Linked DNA regions of Homo sapiens: region 1 is linked to region 2. Evidence: chromatin loops called from intact Hi-C (ENCODE). Cell type or tissue: heart left ventricle. All regions are shown on one strand. Links, peaks and the distances in the headings refer to the core of each region. The heading gives the core; the rest is flanking DNA.

Evidence for each region. A loop is a pair of places that touch in the nucleus more often than their neighbours do. Peaks named below come from ENCODE experiments on the same cell type or tissue, not always from the same donor. Only the 100,000 strongest peaks of a DNase experiment are listed, where the experiment ranks them.
Region 1: a loop joins it to region 2, with 6 times the contacts of the local background. A loop is called at or near these places in 5 of 110 quality-filtered maps.

What each region holds. Positions count from the first base shown.
Region 1 is chr13:41,490,374-41,498,311 of GRCh38, forward strand. No RefSeq gene overlaps it. Among named protein-coding and RNA genes, the nearest start is that of RGCC, 37 kb to the left of the region's middle. In heart left ventricle, for the core only: no CTCF peak of the experiment used is centred there; a DNase peak (open chromatin) is centred at 4,012; H3K27ac peaks cover 1,732 bases.
Region 2 is chr13:41,611,089-41,619,026 of GRCh38, forward strand. VWA8 (von Willebrand factor A domain containing 8) reads right to left here. Exons shown (of 45, transcript NM_015058.2): 38 at 3,888-3,996; 39 at 488-644. Among named protein-coding and RNA genes, the nearest start is that of MIR5006, 47 kb to the left of the region's middle. RefSeq lists an enhancer at 3,326-4,318. In heart left ventricle, for the core only: no CTCF peak of the experiment used is centred there; a DNase peak (open chromatin) is centred at 3,283; H3K27ac peaks cover 2,500 bases.

The DNA of each region.
Region 1 (7,938 bases), core at 2,515-5,014, 120 kb before region 2:
ATTCTGTACCCTTGCTGTACATATTTATTAATTCGATATTAATTCTAATAAGTTTTTTTTTTGCGAGGGTGGATGTGTGGATTCTATACACATCATATTATTTGTGAATAGGAATAATTTTACTTCTTCTTTTACAGTCTGAATGCCTTTTATTTCTTCCTCTTCCCTTCTTAACCTAGTTAGAACTTCCAGTACAGTATTAAAAAGAAGTGGTGAGGTGACACATCCTCATTCTGTTCCTGATCTTAGAGGAAAAACTTTCAGACTTTCACCATCAAATATGTTAGTTGTGGGAATATTTTCTTTGTTAGCCAAATAAGCTCTTGACTTGTTTTCAAAACTTAATTTTTCCATTACCTGGATCTGGTTCTTATTCATGCTTGGGAACCTGTATCTGCTTTGGGCAATTTTTTTTTCATCATGGCACCAGCAGCTGTTCATTTTCACTGTAACTTTTATTATTAGTCTCTTCTGGAATGGAAGATCTAACTGTGTTTGGCTGCTGTTTCTTCACGAGCTCCTGGGATCTGGACTCCCCAAGTCAGAAGTGTAAGGTGTGAAGCTTTGTGGCTTGTTGTGAAGAGAAAGTCAGTGGTTTTGGGAAAAGAAATGGATCTCTTTACATAAGTGTGTGTGTGTGAGAGAGAGAGAGAGAGAGAGAGAGTGTGTGTGTGTGTGTGTGTGTGTGTGTGTGTGTGTGTGTGTGGAGTGGGGGAGGGGGCGCGGGTAGTTTGTACTCCATAAGCTTCTTTTGGATAATGACTTAAGGGCAAATGGGCTGTGGACTCAGTCACAGTTTGGAGTTCTGGGAATGTTGAAAAAAGTATTTTCAGAGTTTCCCAAGATATGTTTCAAGGAGAACAGTCCTAACTCGTTTTGCAAAAATTGCTGTTAAGGTCATATGTGCTTGAGAAATGCTGCATGCTATAGGCTCCACTTGGAGATTCATTATGCATATTAGTGCTTATATTACTTAGGGGCCAGTCTAAGTTCTGGATCAAAGACCCCAAGATACAGTGGCTCAAACAAGATGGAAGTTTCTTTCTAACAATCCAGAGATGATTAGTACAAGGCTGAGTAGGTGGCTTTCTGGTCCAAAGTGGCTGCTCCTGCTCTTGTCATCACATTTACATCCCAGCCAGCAGAAAGGAGAAATGGCAAGTCAAACATAGGCTTATTTCTTTAAACAACATGACTAGAAGAGACACCTCACTTCTGCTCACATCCCCTTATTCAGATCTTACATCCTCATTCCCAGCTGAAAGGGAGGCCAGGAAAAAGCATCTAGCTGGCATATATGTGTTCAGCTAAAATTTAAGAGTTTTATTATTAAAGAAAGAGGAAGAGAATGACTATTGGAGAACAACTAGTTATCTCTGCCACAGCATATTGAAGGCTTTGAGAAATCCTGCAGCTAAGAGATTTGGTCTGTTTTTGGTTTTTGTTTTGTTTGTTGATGAAAAAGCTACCAATAATCCAGAGTCATTAGTGTTCCTTGGAACATGCCTTGGGAAATGCTTTTATAGGTAACCTCAAGTCAGCGGGGTCTATTGCACTCCCCTTCCTCCAAGATCTGAGTGCTGAGACCATGGCCTTGCAAACTGCCTGATTATTATTTGGAGAGTGTCAGCTAGTGGGCTTTTCTGGAACAGAACGAGACTGGATATTGTATATGGGAAGCTGGTAGAATATTGTGCATGCAAAGCTGGTATGTTTTTGAGTTTGGAAATTCTCTGTTCTAATTTCAGGGAGGAACAGTTAGAGCAAAACAAAATGACAAATACTGCACACACCCAAGAGTAAGAGGCTCTAGTGCCAGCCCAAATATTTATACACCAGCCAGCCTCCAGAATGGGACAGAAGAACCAATGAATACCTTTTCCCTGGGGGATCATGACAGAGGTAGGCTACATTGCATGTTCCACATGTGAGAGGCATGTCTGAAATGAGGAGCAGTAGAAGGGCGGCCATTGGCAATTAGTCAAGGTTGGGAATCCTGAGGAGGCTTCTCCATGGGAACATCCCCCTGGGTCTGGGCTGAGGAAAGGAGGAGAAAGTATGAGCTTTCAGGCTAGACAGGGTTCAAATCCCAGCTCTGCCTTGTAGTAGCTGGGTGACCTTGAGCAAGCTCTTTAACCTCTCAGAGGCTCTGTTTCCTCATTTGTAAAGTGTAGGTGTGAGTCACTGTCTCCTAGGGTCATTGCAATGATCAAATATAGAAAAGAAAAAGTGTCTGGCACTCCTCCTCCTCCTTTTCATACCACAAGGACATTGGGCTCCTGTACCCAAGGTAAAATTAAGCTTTGCCTACAGTGGCTGCAGAGGGCAGTTCTAGCCCCATTATTCCTTGTCTGATAGAAGAAAGTGGCAAATCTGGCCTAATGCAATCACAGCGAGGAAGGCAGAGAAAAAACACTGGGCAAAGGGGCAGGAGAGAGGGTGAAAGCCCCAGTCCTGCTGTGAACTGGATCCCTTCCCCTCTCTGGGCCTCAGATTCCTCCAAGTTAATCGGACTAAATGGCCTGGGGTCTGTTCAGTTCATACAGTTGGTGGGCTCTGGCCTTATCCTCAGACTGCCAGCTCTTCTCTGAAAAATAGATGGAATTTTTCTTGAATTTTCAGTATGTGCAAGAAGCACGTACTTCTCCAAAATGCCTTCCTGTGTTAATTTATTTGACTAAGAAGGTTTGCAGTGACAGACACCAAACAGGAAACGGCTGTCATAGCTGCTGTCTGCAAGTTTTGTTTTTTTTTAAGGCTTTCTCCTGCACAACTCACCTTCTCTTCATGGCTTGGTATCAAGTGCTGGGGTGAATGGAAGGGAAAGGGAAAGGGAAACACATTTTTAGAAGGGAACATTTTCCTTCAAGTTCAGGGTCTACTGAAGGTTAAGGAGTATGACTATCCACAATGGCAGCGTTAGGTGGCTCCATTGCAGGGCCTTTGCACACTCAGTTCCCTCTGCCTGGAATGTCCACTCTGCTCGGTTTTTCTAGTTAATTCTACTTCTTTAGGATCAGCTCAAGCATCACTTTCTCAGAGTCTTCCAGATCCGTCTAGATTGTTTGTTGGTGCTGTGTTCTTGTAGAACCTTCCTTCAGTGCACTCATCTTGGTTTGCAATGGCATGTTCAGTAGTGTGATGTTTTGGTTAATGTCTCCCTACCCTCCTGTAACTGGACCATAAGCCCCACAAAGACAGGAGCCTTGTGGCTTGCCACCACATCTCTGGCAGCGAGCATGGTGCCTGGTACATAGTAAGCACTCAGTCCATGTCCATTGAATGAATGAGAAAACTCCCACCCCTTCCACAGCCCAGGTAGGCTGGCCACGACACAGTGTCTGTGGGATACATCTTGGCCTTGTCCCCTCGCCTGGTCAGCCTCGTCATGCAGGCCTTTTTTGCTTTCCATTCTCCAGGACTTTGTTTCCACTCTACCAAAGCATCTGATAAATTAATCCAGAGCCAACACTGGTGCCGGAGGCCCATGACAGCCCCTTCCGCAGCTACTTATAACTAACTTGGGGAGCAGGGGCCTCTGAAGACTGCGAGAACTTTGAGGCCAAAAGGAATGAGTATCTAATGGTGGAACTTCAGGTACCCCAAATGGCAGTAGAGGAAAAGGCTAACCCTGATCTTAACACTGTATCAATACCTTTTCTTGGAACTCAAAGACTCTAAGTCAGCCCCGTCTTCCAAGCCGCATTGAGGGCATTGTGCTAGCACACTGTGGGCACATGCATGTGTGTGTGTGTCTGTGTGTGCACACGTGTGCCTGTGTGTGTGTGTGTGTGATGAATTAGAGGGAACAGAAGACAAAGACATTGGTCTTGATTGGCAGACCTATAGGAGAAGGCAGGGCCCCCAGATGATCTCGTGTTGAACAACTCACCAGACTGTCCTGCTGGCAACAGCACGACGGCCTCTGGAAGCTCGCCCTTGCTTGTCGACATTACAGAACAGGATTATGTTCCTAACTGGGGTTTCATGCAGCACATGGGAAGGGCCCATTCCCTTGGGCTCCTGGGAGGTGTGTGACCTGCTGTCTTAGGCCCAGAGCCAAAGCCTGTTCTGGAACCAGAAGAGTCAGGGCTTGGCTGTGGCTTCGGAGCCAAAGGAAGCCCCCACCCAGCCAAGATCAGGTCTGGGAGGGGCAGGACCAGAATGTGACCCTTCCCTTGAGGGTATCTTGAAGGTGAGGCCTGGAGCTACAGGAAGGAGGCCCTGAGAGCCCTAGGTGGGGAAGGGCGCAGCAGAATTACCCACTGTCAGAGGGGATTCTGAGGGAGGGCCTCCTGCTTCTTAGGAAAGCACGAGTGTAGAGTAAGTTCCTGGGATAACTTGGGCAGTAGAGAGGAATTTGGGAAACAGGATGGGTTTTTTGGGAGTTTTCTGGGAGGTAAGTAGACTTGAAGGAAAGCAAACTTAAAGCAGAATGGAGTTCAGGATCCTGGAAGGTAAGTTGGCAGCACATCTTCCAAAGATGAGAGCTGTTGGTGTCTGATACCAATGCTGCCTCCAATGGGCTGATCCAAAAAAGCTCACTCTAGTTAAGCTGCCTCATTTCAGAGACAAGAAAACTGAGGCTGGGGCCAAAGGATTAAGTGATGAAACATTGCATCTCTCAAACAAAAACGTTTCAGGAAGGTGAAATCAGAGATGTGAATGTGCCATGGGGAAAATAGCTCCACAAACCCAAAATATAATCTGCCACCATAATCTCAAGGGGACCTAGGACCGATTGAGAGATTAGTTGTGTCCAGAAGGCTGTTCCCTTACCAAGCACGTGTGCACAGATAAGAGAGGTTATATAAGATGGGAGGCCAGGGAGCCAGGAGCATGCAGACAAGAAAAACATTAGTGCAGGGAGGTCACCTTGATCCGAGGAAGCCCATTGTGCTAAGATTAGAGCTGGCCCTCACAGAGGTTACAAAACAAATCAGGGTCACGGCCCTGTGGGCCCTAAGGCACACGGGAAAACAAAATCTGGAACCTTTAAACACTTTAAAATCTGGATTGAGAAAGTGAAGAGATTGCTCCTCTCTGGCAGGCTGCTCACTGGAGGTTTTTCAAGCTGAGCCAGACTGCACACAATTGTTAGTAATTTGTGATCCTGAGATACCAAATTAGTTAATTTTCCTGCATGTGAATTTTCCTTTTTTAATCCCACCTCATCTTTAGGTCCAGAATTCAGCTCCTGCTGTATTAAATCCTGTTTTTAAAGGCAAACTGTTTTTTTCTCCTGGAAAAAAAAAAGAGATAGATGCATTAACATGATCTGAAAGGCCAGATTAGCATTTTCTCCTGATAATTAAGATTCCGCACTAGACAATCACTACCTTATTTCTCCTAAGATGATAGACACCTGGCTTATGTTTCTTCCCTCGGAGATTAGACACTTGTTTTCTGAGTCTCTTACTGGCTGCACAATCCAAGAGAGACATGGAAAATGTGGAGATAGAGGGGTTGGGTAATAAGACCTCTTATTTCAAAGAGGACTGGGGTTTTGCAGGCTGGAGAACAAAAGACTGAATGGCAATTTAATGCTACTCAAAAAAGGTCACCTGGCAGGGTGCAGTGGCTCATGTCTGTAATCCTGGCACTTTGAGGGGGCTGAGGTGACAGGATTGCTTGAGACCAGGAGTTTGAGGGTAGTCTGGGAAACAAAGTGAGAACCCGTCCCTACAAAAAAAATTAAAAAATTAGCTAGGTGTGGTGGTGTGCACCTGTAGCCCCAGCTACTCAGGAGGCTGAGGCAGGAGGATTGCTTCAGCCCAGGAGTTCGAGGCTACAATGAGCCATGGTGGTGTCACTGCACTCCAACCTGGGCAACGGGCTCCCCATCTCAATAAAAAAAATAAGGTCACCTGCTTTTCATACCAAGCAAGGGACCCCAGGGTTAAGGGACAGCACAGGACATTTAAGTTGGACACACTTATCTGGTGGGGAGTGTGTGGGAGTGTTGGGGTTTGCTTTCTCCTGTGGCTTTTTCATTTCAAAAGGATAGATTATCATTTGCTCTAATGGGTGTAGGGAAGTCCCTTTCTGAAGGCAGAGGGTGGGCCTGGAGCCTGTAAGCTTTTCCTGTCCCGTGGCTGCTCCCTCCAGGTCTCTGTTCTTCACTGCCCCCCTCTTGAGCTCTTCTACTTTAAGGAACCAAATGCCACTTCCACGGTGGAACTGCGTGAGCTGGCGCCTCTATGCCCAGAGGCTGCAGGGCAGGCTAAAAAGAGAATGTGGCCTGGGATCACCTAACGTTGCCGTTTCAGCTCCATCTCATCAATGCAGTGGAACAAGGTGACTGTCAGTGAAATGTACCCTTTTCTGGGCAGCAAGATCACCTCAGAGCTCACACAAGTTTCTGAGGGCAAAGACATCCTGTCCTGGGATTTAAATAGACAAGTCTAGCATTTAAGGAGCATGAGGTCATTTTCAAAGAGGGCGGCCTAAAGAGGGATGTTTATGTGAATGTGATGCCAAAGGAATCCACTCCAGCTTTTAGAGAAGCTCTGACCATCTCCTCATGGTGGGAATGCAATACCAATGGGTAACAGCACCATGCACGAGGTATTTCACGTGGGAGCTCTCATTTCATTCTCAGAGGAGCCCTGTGAGGCAGGCATTATTATCCCCAGGCAACAGATGAGGAGAGGAAGACTTGGGTCACAGTGGTGGTGAATGGCAGAGCCAGCCTGCACCTAGTTTCACTGCAGTTATGCACATGCTCTTTCTTTCATACTAGCAGCCCCCATGGAAAGATCTGGGTCAGCTGATCTCCTGCCATTCAGGCTCAAAGGTTGGCCTCTTTGGGACTATGATCAGGCAGAAGTCTCAGAGCCTTGTACTTTGTCAATGAAATCCAGTGTTTTCCTTCATCTTCTAGCCAATGCCCGACAACCTCAGAAGGAACCAGGGTCAACGTCACCACAGTTAACACATGCCTTCCAAAAAAGGAGCTGGGTAAAGCACCAGGGCTCCCTCAGTTTCCCAGGCTGGGCCACGGGAAATGCATAGAACCAGTTTCCTCAGGAGCTGAGCCACAGGGATAGCTGGTGTGGCAGCCACCCAGCTTGGTCCTCTAGATAGTTGAGTATCCTGGGAATAAGATTAATGCCAGCTGAAGCCATGGCTGCCTCATTTGTCTTCACATCGCCCCTCGTATCTCCTACATAGCACCTGTGTCATACCCTGCTTCCACCACGCCCAGACTAGCACACAACCTGTCTCCTCCGTTAGACCATGAGGTGTTGAAAGGTGTGGCTGGTGTGCCCACACCATGTTGCCAGGAACACGTGGTAGATAGAGGCTTGGATGAACTGAGTTGAAAGGAGTTTGTGTTAGAAGCAGGTAAGAGGTGCTTCTTCCCTCTTTGCACAAACTTTGATCTTAAATTCCTGTGGTTAGAATATGAAATTAATGACTCCAGGTTTTTAAACTAGCTTGGAATAATGAGAATAAAGCTGGAGTAGGACCTAGCACAACTCCCTCAAATCCTGGGTTTGCTACTTTCTAAGATTTGGGCAAGTTATCTAACCTATTTCAACTTGAGTTTCTGGCATCAAATATGAGTCCTAGTTAATCTGAGTTTTAAGAGAAATGAATGAGATCACAAAGATGAAAACACTTGTAAACGGGAAATACAAGGTGAATAATTTTTTGTGTTGTGGAAAAAATATAATGAATAATCCAGTTGTCTTAGCAGTTCTAGAGTTTTGTTTTGTCTCATTTTATGACATAGCCCTCAAGACACACACACACACACACACACACACACACACACACACACACACACACCTGTAACTACCTAAATCAAAATATAGAATATTAGTACCATCAGAGGCTCATTTTGGGGCCCTTCATAGTCAATATCCCCCAAAAGTAACCCTAGATTTGACTTTCCTGTTCTTGCATTTGGGATTTTACCTGAAACCTCTTTGT
Region 2 (7,938 bases), core at 1,891-4,390:
CTCTTCTCTTCCCATCTCTAAATCCTAGCTGAGCTCTGGCCCCACCTCACATCAGCCCACTAAACTTGCCTTTCTCTGCACTGCTGGAGGGGACAGCCTCCGCACCCTATGACTTTAGCACTTAACTCTGTGCATGTGTGTATGTATGTTCCCTTGTCCTGTCTCCGCACTAATCTGCAAGATTTCTGAGGGCAGGAAGGGACCATTGTGTAGACTTACCTGAATTCCCTATGTTGCCTAGGAACAGATAGACATGGATGGGGCGATTTGAGCTTTAGATTTTAAGGAGCCTGAGTAGAAAGAACAGGTGATTTTGTTTATTTGGCTGTTTCCGTTAGGGACGGGGATGGCTGTGGATTTCAGTTTGAGGTCCGAGTTGCTGCATGAGGTGGAGGTGGAAACACACACAAATCTAGGTTTCCCCACAGTCCATCATGACATTTCACCATAGCAGTAGTGCTGGTCTAAATGTGATGGGAGCACTGACCTCTGCTGGAATGCTCTCTGGCCCATCTCTCTAGCAGCTCTCTTGACCTCTTCGGGAACTGCATCTTTCTCAGCCTGAGAGACCTGGTACACCGTATGGCCTGCATCCAGCCGGTAAGGGCCTCCTTTGCCACCCAGGCCTGCCGTGTCTCTTCCCCCTGGAAGGAAAACGTGGAAATTCAGATGATAAATCTGAACTTGACCACAGAACAAAAGTTGGGTCATGGTTTTAGGACAGCCTTGTGGAGGATATTAATTGTACTTAACTAGTAATTAAACAGTCAAATTACCTTCTGGAAAAAGATGTATTCTCTTGTTTAGGATGCTTTTCCTTTTTCCCATCCATTAAAATACTACCTATATATCAAGGCTTACTCCAGCTTCTATGACACCTTAGCTAATGCTGCTACCTCATAAGGATCCATACTCTTGTGTACTATTTGTTATCCTTTCATATTTATTTTTCTCACCAACTATATGATGGATGAGATATTTTATTTACTTTTGCACTACCGCACCTATAAGAGTGGTTTGAATATCATAGATACTTAGTATATATTTGCTAATTAAATGAACAACTGTTTCCCTCCCTCACATATTACCTTAGTTTTCCTTAAAAAACCTAGACAGTTAAGCTATAAATACTGTTTTTTTCTGTTCTGCAAATTATAAAAATAATGCACAGAGAGGCTAAATGACATATTCAGGACCTCGTATCACTGGCTTAGCCAAGATTAGAAGCCAATTATTACACCAACTTTGACTTCTGGTTTGAACAATATATAACATAAACACCATCAGCTTTAGAACAGTCTTTCAATAGAAACTCAAGTTTACATAATACATATTACATATACATATTACGTTTTATAACATAACATTGTATGAACTGTTCATATTGTAAATGCCTGTAAGGCCAGGTAGGTCATATGATAAAAAGTGGTGGGGACATTGGCTAACTTAGGATTTACCTTGTCTAAATACATGAAAATTGAAATTATTTTAAAACACTACATGGACCAGAGAAAAAAACACATCTGTTGGCTAGATTTGGCCTTTGGGCTATAAGATTGTTACCCCTATTTAGGGGTAGATTAGAATACTAGTAACCTGTTTCTTTTGTTCATTCACGTATAACTTGAGAACTTAGAAGGGAATCCAATATTGGAGGGGCAGTATAGTATAATACACTGCTATTGTAGAGTATATTATGATATAGTTAAACCAGACTGCCTGGGTTTGAATCCTGGCTCCAACCCACCAGCCATTTATCTTTGGGGAACTACTTAACTTCTCTGTGTCTCAGGCTCCTCTTTATAAAGTGGGGATACTAATATTATTTACTTCATGGGATTGTCATGAAGCTAAAATGCTTAGAGCAGTATCTGGCACATAATAAAAGCCATATAATGGACTGCTTTTACTATTATTATTAAACAAAGCCTAGTTACACAGAATTAGGCAATTTCTAGTTTTATAAAGTGGAAAATTTGAAGGCTTTTAGACTTTGGGTAAATTATGTTACATTTTTCTTTCACCATCACCACCCCCACCTCCACCTTACCACTGAGCTTTAACTGGTCTAACAAAACTAAAACCAAGAACTCAATATGAACTGCTTTCCTTATGAAAGTCCAGGTAGGTCATTTCCTTTTGGGAAATACCATGAGAACTGCCTATTAATTACACTACTTTAATCTTTTGATTGGAACATATTTCACTTTTATTTAGAAATGGGTGGTGGAAAATTCCTTCTGGGATGTGTGTGACTCCCATTTCTTACTCATGGCCAGCCAATAGGCAGAGGGGTACAGTAACTGGACAGTGACAATGAGCTATAGGAGGAAAAGGTGTTTCTGGGATCTAACTCCTTTCCTACAGGAGGGTATCCTGAGTATGGGTGGATCATGAATTTGAGCTGAAAGCTTCCTAGGTGCTGAGATGTTATCATTCTGGTGAAAGGGAGAAAGTGGTGGAACCATCAGAAGCTGGTGTGAGTGACTGGCCACCTGAGTCGCAGGGCCCCAGGCAAAGTCACACTGGGGTGGAGCAGGAGGTGCTCTTCATGATCTCCACTTCCCAGAGCCTTTAATTTGTACTATTTAAATGAAAGTGCTTACCAGAGGTTCTAAGACTGCAGGGCATAAGCCTGGACATTCCAAACCACTTCAGAAGATAATGGGGAGGGTGGGCAAGGGAGGAGCATTGATGAAGAAAGGGGAATCAAATGACTTGTTGGGCCAGAGCTCAGTTCAAAGTAAAGAATTCTGAGGGAAAAGAATGGCAGAGAGAAAAAGAGAAATTGAAGCCAAGGAGCCTTGATCAATTGAAAACTAAAAGCCAGGTGAAACAAATGTAGCCTCAATCTGGACAGATACGTGAGCTAGTAAATTCAAGTTTGGTAACAAATAGGAATTTCTCCCCCAGAGTAGTCCACTGCTGGGAAACCACATCTGGCCAGCTCGTCCCACAATGCATTCCATATGGATTAAATCTTGTTGGCTTGACGCTAACTTCCAGATCAAAGGACATTTCTAAAAATAGCCTTACTTTAAAGCTGATGCTTGATGAATAAACAGAGTAGGCAAGAAGTCCACAGGCCTATTTGATAGCACATTGTCTAAGCAGAGAAACCCATTTCCTCCCGAGGCTGTCAAGGCCAAGAGGCACAGACCATCCTAAGGAAGGTGAAGTACAGAGCTCCTGCCAGCACTCCTCATGGTGAGATAAGCTCAGACAGTGCGCACACAGTCTGGCCCTATTCCTGTGGACTCGCAGATGTGTCTGCTCCAGCTGCCGCAGAGGAAAAAGGAAGACGGCAGTCCTGGGAACAATGCCCTAGTTGGGCAGCCAAGAGGAAGGAGTCGGCCATCGGTTTAGACTGCAACCAGCCTTATCTCGAAATCTTGCATCCTCAACGTACTTCGAAGATGTGGAAGACAAGGACCATTTCTTTTCAGTCAGTTGCTGAAGAAAGAATTTACTGTGGATTTCTGGCATGATCCCAAGGTCATGGAATTTAAAAGAAGGGATTAACACTTTAGTGAAAATATTCTTCATGCCAGGCACTGTGCTCAGTGCTTAACAATCGTAATCTCATTTAATCCTCACCACAATTTAAGGTAGTTCACACTATCCCCCTTTGACTGATGAAGCAACTCCAGGAGGGTCAGCATGTTCTTAGGTCACAGGGTGGCAGAGCCTGTGGGACTCCAAATGCCAGGCTCTTCACATGCCTTGATGTCACGCTGGGGCAGAGGGCAAGACAACAATCCAACTGAGTAATGAGGGAGGCTGAGAAGGAAAGCCCGTCTCTGAGTCTTCTCAGGGGCGATGTGCTGGCCTAATGGGCTTGGGAAACCTGGGGAAGGCTGACTCAGGAGAATGCCTGTGCTACCAACCTGTTCCGCCAGCCCAAGTGTTGCCGCCCACGTGAGGCATGTTGTCTGGGTCCTCCTTCCCGTGTTTGGGGGAGCTTACATCTTCACCACTGTCTCTGTTGATTGTTATCTAAAAATGAACAATTGAGACATTTTTACTATCCTGTGACAAACACCAGGGACTGCATGACAGAAAAAAAAATTATTTTCTCCTAAGTCCTTAAGGTATCACATAACCTCAGGCCACTGGACTTGATAAATGCTGTGAGTATTTGGCAAAAATTCCATCAGATGGATTCCAACATCCATCTAGTTGGGAAGAAGAACTAATTTTTTAAAAAACTCTTAAAGAAAAGTAAAGGAGCTGGACTGCATTATAGCTACAGAATTTTTCTGGTGCAAACCAAGCTGTGAGCATTTACACATGGCATGAGACTTACCAGATGCAGGGAAAATGGATCTCACTGGAGAGGGGTATTTTGCCAGTGGTTTAAAAGGATCACCACCTAGCTGATCCAGCTGAGTCATTATATACACACTTACCCATTCTGTTTTCAAAGAAATCCCATTACTCTGAGAGATGCCATTTTACATATAATATATGGAAAAGAAAAACAAAAAGTTATGTATGTATGCCTTAGTGATAGATTTATGTTATATACTAAAAACTGCTTATTTATTTTTTTGACCCACTTCAATTTTTATTATGGTATTTTGTAGCTTTCCTAATTCATCTTTATTGTAAAACTAGATTTATGATTCCTGCAATTCAAATAGAATAAGAAGTACTTTAGCCTTCCTCTGTGAGAGCCTGAAGTTCATTGCTTCCTATTTCATTCAGTACAGTGTCACCAAAAGGAGTGACAACCACACAGAAATTTCAATCCTAGTAGTCAGTTCAGTAGATACTACTCCACAATAAATCAAAGCATTCACATTTTATGCACACCATGAGCCTGCTCTCAGATGCAATGATTTCCCAGAAGACAAGATCAAATTCTCATTCATTTGTTCAAATAAGACTTAAAGAAAATGTACTGATGGAACATTCTGTGAGGTACCATGGGGCCTACAAAGCCATTGACGATTGGTTCCTGCCCTCAAACTGCTTACAGTGGAACAAGAGAGCTTACAAATAAATGGGCCTGAAGTCAGTCTTTAGAGTTAACCATTCCATGTTGGTATATGGGATTTTCATTCTTGATGTTGGGATTAATGCAGTTAGGTAGGTAATTTGAGGTCTTTGCAAATAAAATGGCCATTCAGAATAAAATCAAGACAACTTCTACTGTCTTACGTCCAAGTTGGTTCATTTCAAGTGTTATGACATCGTAGGGATTTTAATTAGCTGGACTTTTCTGCAAATAGCTTCGGCAGGATCAACAAAGTTTTTGCCAAAACTTCAGCATACTCCAAGAAAATTTAGCAGCCAGACATGACAATTGATATAAATTCCACACACATAATCATGCTCTAAAAATGGGTGAAAATAATTTTTCCTCCTGTTTTCTTAAACAAGCAAGATAGCTAGGAACATTTAGAGAAAAAAAAAACATTTAAAATACTTTCCCAAAAACTTGCCACCATTTTTCAACTCGTTTATAAATAATGTAAGAGATAAGCAGTAAATTAAAATACATATACTGGCTACAAGAATTCCAGAAGAGCACTAATCAATAAAATTTTCTGTGTTGATGAAAATGTTTATATTTGAGGTGACCAATATGGTAGTCACTAGCCATTAGCTCAATATGGCTGTGAGCATGTGAAATATGGCTTGTGCGACTGAGGACCTGAATTTTAAATTTTATTTAGCTAACTAAAATTTAAATTTAAATAGCCATGTGTGCCACTGGCCATCTCATCAGACAGCGCAGCTCAGGCACAAGCTTGCCTCAGACCTGGAGATCCTGTTTAGAGATCTTTGCAGCACCCTCTAGATGTACTCCATGAGAAATGAGAAGGACAAAGAACATTTCAAAACTGGTACAGTTTTATTCTGTTGCTAATTTAATAAATCTATATGAGTCTGGGCGCAGTGGCTCACACCTGCAATCCCAGCACTGCGAAAAACAAAACAAAACAAAAAAACTATATGAAAGGTATGATTACAGTCTAAATTTTTTTAAAACAAACAGAATGGAACTTACATATGGAGATACTATTTTTTTTTTTTCTTTTTGAGATGAAGTCTTGCTCTGTCACACAGGCTGGAGTGCAGTGGTGCAATCTTGGCTCACCGCAACCTCCACCTTCCAGGTTCAAACAATTCTCCGGCCTCAGCCTCCCAAGTAGCTGGGATTACAGGCACCTGCCACCACGCCCAGCTAATTTTTTTATTTTTAGTAGAAACAGGGTTTCACCATGTTGGCCAGGCTGGTCTTGAACTCCTGACCTCAAGTGATCCACCCGCCTTGGCCTCCCAAAGTGCTGGGATTACAGGCATGAGCCACTGTGCCAAGATACATTTTTTTTTAAATAATAAGAAGATACTTTATTTTTTAATCATAAAGACACAATTTATTTTTACTTTTTATTTTATTTTTAATTATACTTTAAGTTTTAGGGTACATGTGCACAACGTGCAGGTTTGTTACATATAGTATACACATGCCATGTTGGTTTGCTGCAGTCATTAATTCGTCATTTACATTAGGTATTTCTCCTAATACTATCCCTCCCCCAGCCCCCCGCCCTGTGACAGGCCCTGGTGTGTGATGTTCCTCGCCCTGTGTCCAAGTGTTCTCATTGTTCAATTCCTACCTATGAGTGAGAACATGCAGTGTTTGGTTTTCTGTCTTTATGACAGTTTGCTCAGAATGATGGTTTCCAGCTTCATCCATGTCCCTACAAAGGACATGAACTCATCATTTTTTATGGCTGCATAGTATTCCATGGTGTATATGTGCCACATTTTCTTTATCCCGTCTATTATGGGTTGGTTCCAAGTCTTTGCTATTGTGAATAGTGCCGCAATAAACATACGTGTGCATGTGTCTTTATAGTAGCATGATTTATAATCCTTTGGGTATATACCCAGTAATGGGATGGCTGGGTCAAATGGTATTTCTAGTTCTAGATCCTTGAGGAACTGCCACACTGTCTTCCACAATGGTTGAACTAGTTTACAGTCCCACCAACAGTGTAAAAGCGTTCCTATTTCTCCACATCCTCTCCAGCACCTGTTGTTTCCTGACTTTTTAATGATTGCCATTCTAACTGGTGTGAGATGGTATACCATTGTGGTTTTGATTTGCATTTCTCTGATGATCAGTGATGATAAGCATTTTTTCATGTGTCTTTTGGCTGCATAAATGTCTTCTTTTGAAAAGCGTCTGTTCATATCCTTTGCCCACTTTTTGATGGGGTTGTTTGACTTTTTCTTGTAAATTTAAGTTCATTGTAGATTCTGGATATTAGCCCTTTGTCAGATGGGTAGATTGTAAAAATTTTCTCCCATTCTGTAGGTTGCCTGTTCACTCTGATGGTAGTTTCTTTTGCTGTGCAGAAGCTCTTTAGTTTATTTAGATCCCATTTGTCTATTTTGGCTTTTGTTGCCATTGCTTTCGGTGTTTTCGTCATGGAGTCCTTGCTCATGCCTATGTCCTGAATGGTATTGCCTAGGTTTTCTTCTAGGGTTTTTATGGTTTTAGGTCTAACATTTAAGTCTTTAATCCATCTTGAATTAATTTTTGTATAAGGTGTAAGAAAGGGATCCAGTTTCAGCTTTCTACATATGGCTAGCCAGTTTTCCCAGCACCATTATTAAATAGGGAATCCTTTCCCCATTTCTTGTTTTTGTCAGGTTTGTCAAAGATCAGATGGTTGTAGATGTGTGGTGTTATTTCTGAGGCCTCTGTTCTGTTCCATTGGTCTATATCTCTGTTTTGGTACCAGTACCATGCTGTTTTGATTACTGTAGCCTTGTAGTATAGTTTGAAGTAAGGTAGCGTGATGCCTCCAGCTTTGTTCTTTTTGCTTAGCATTGTCTTGGCAATGTGGGCTCTTTTTTGTTTCCATATGAACTTTAAAGTAGTTTTTTCCAATTCTGTGAAGAAAGTCATTGGTCGCT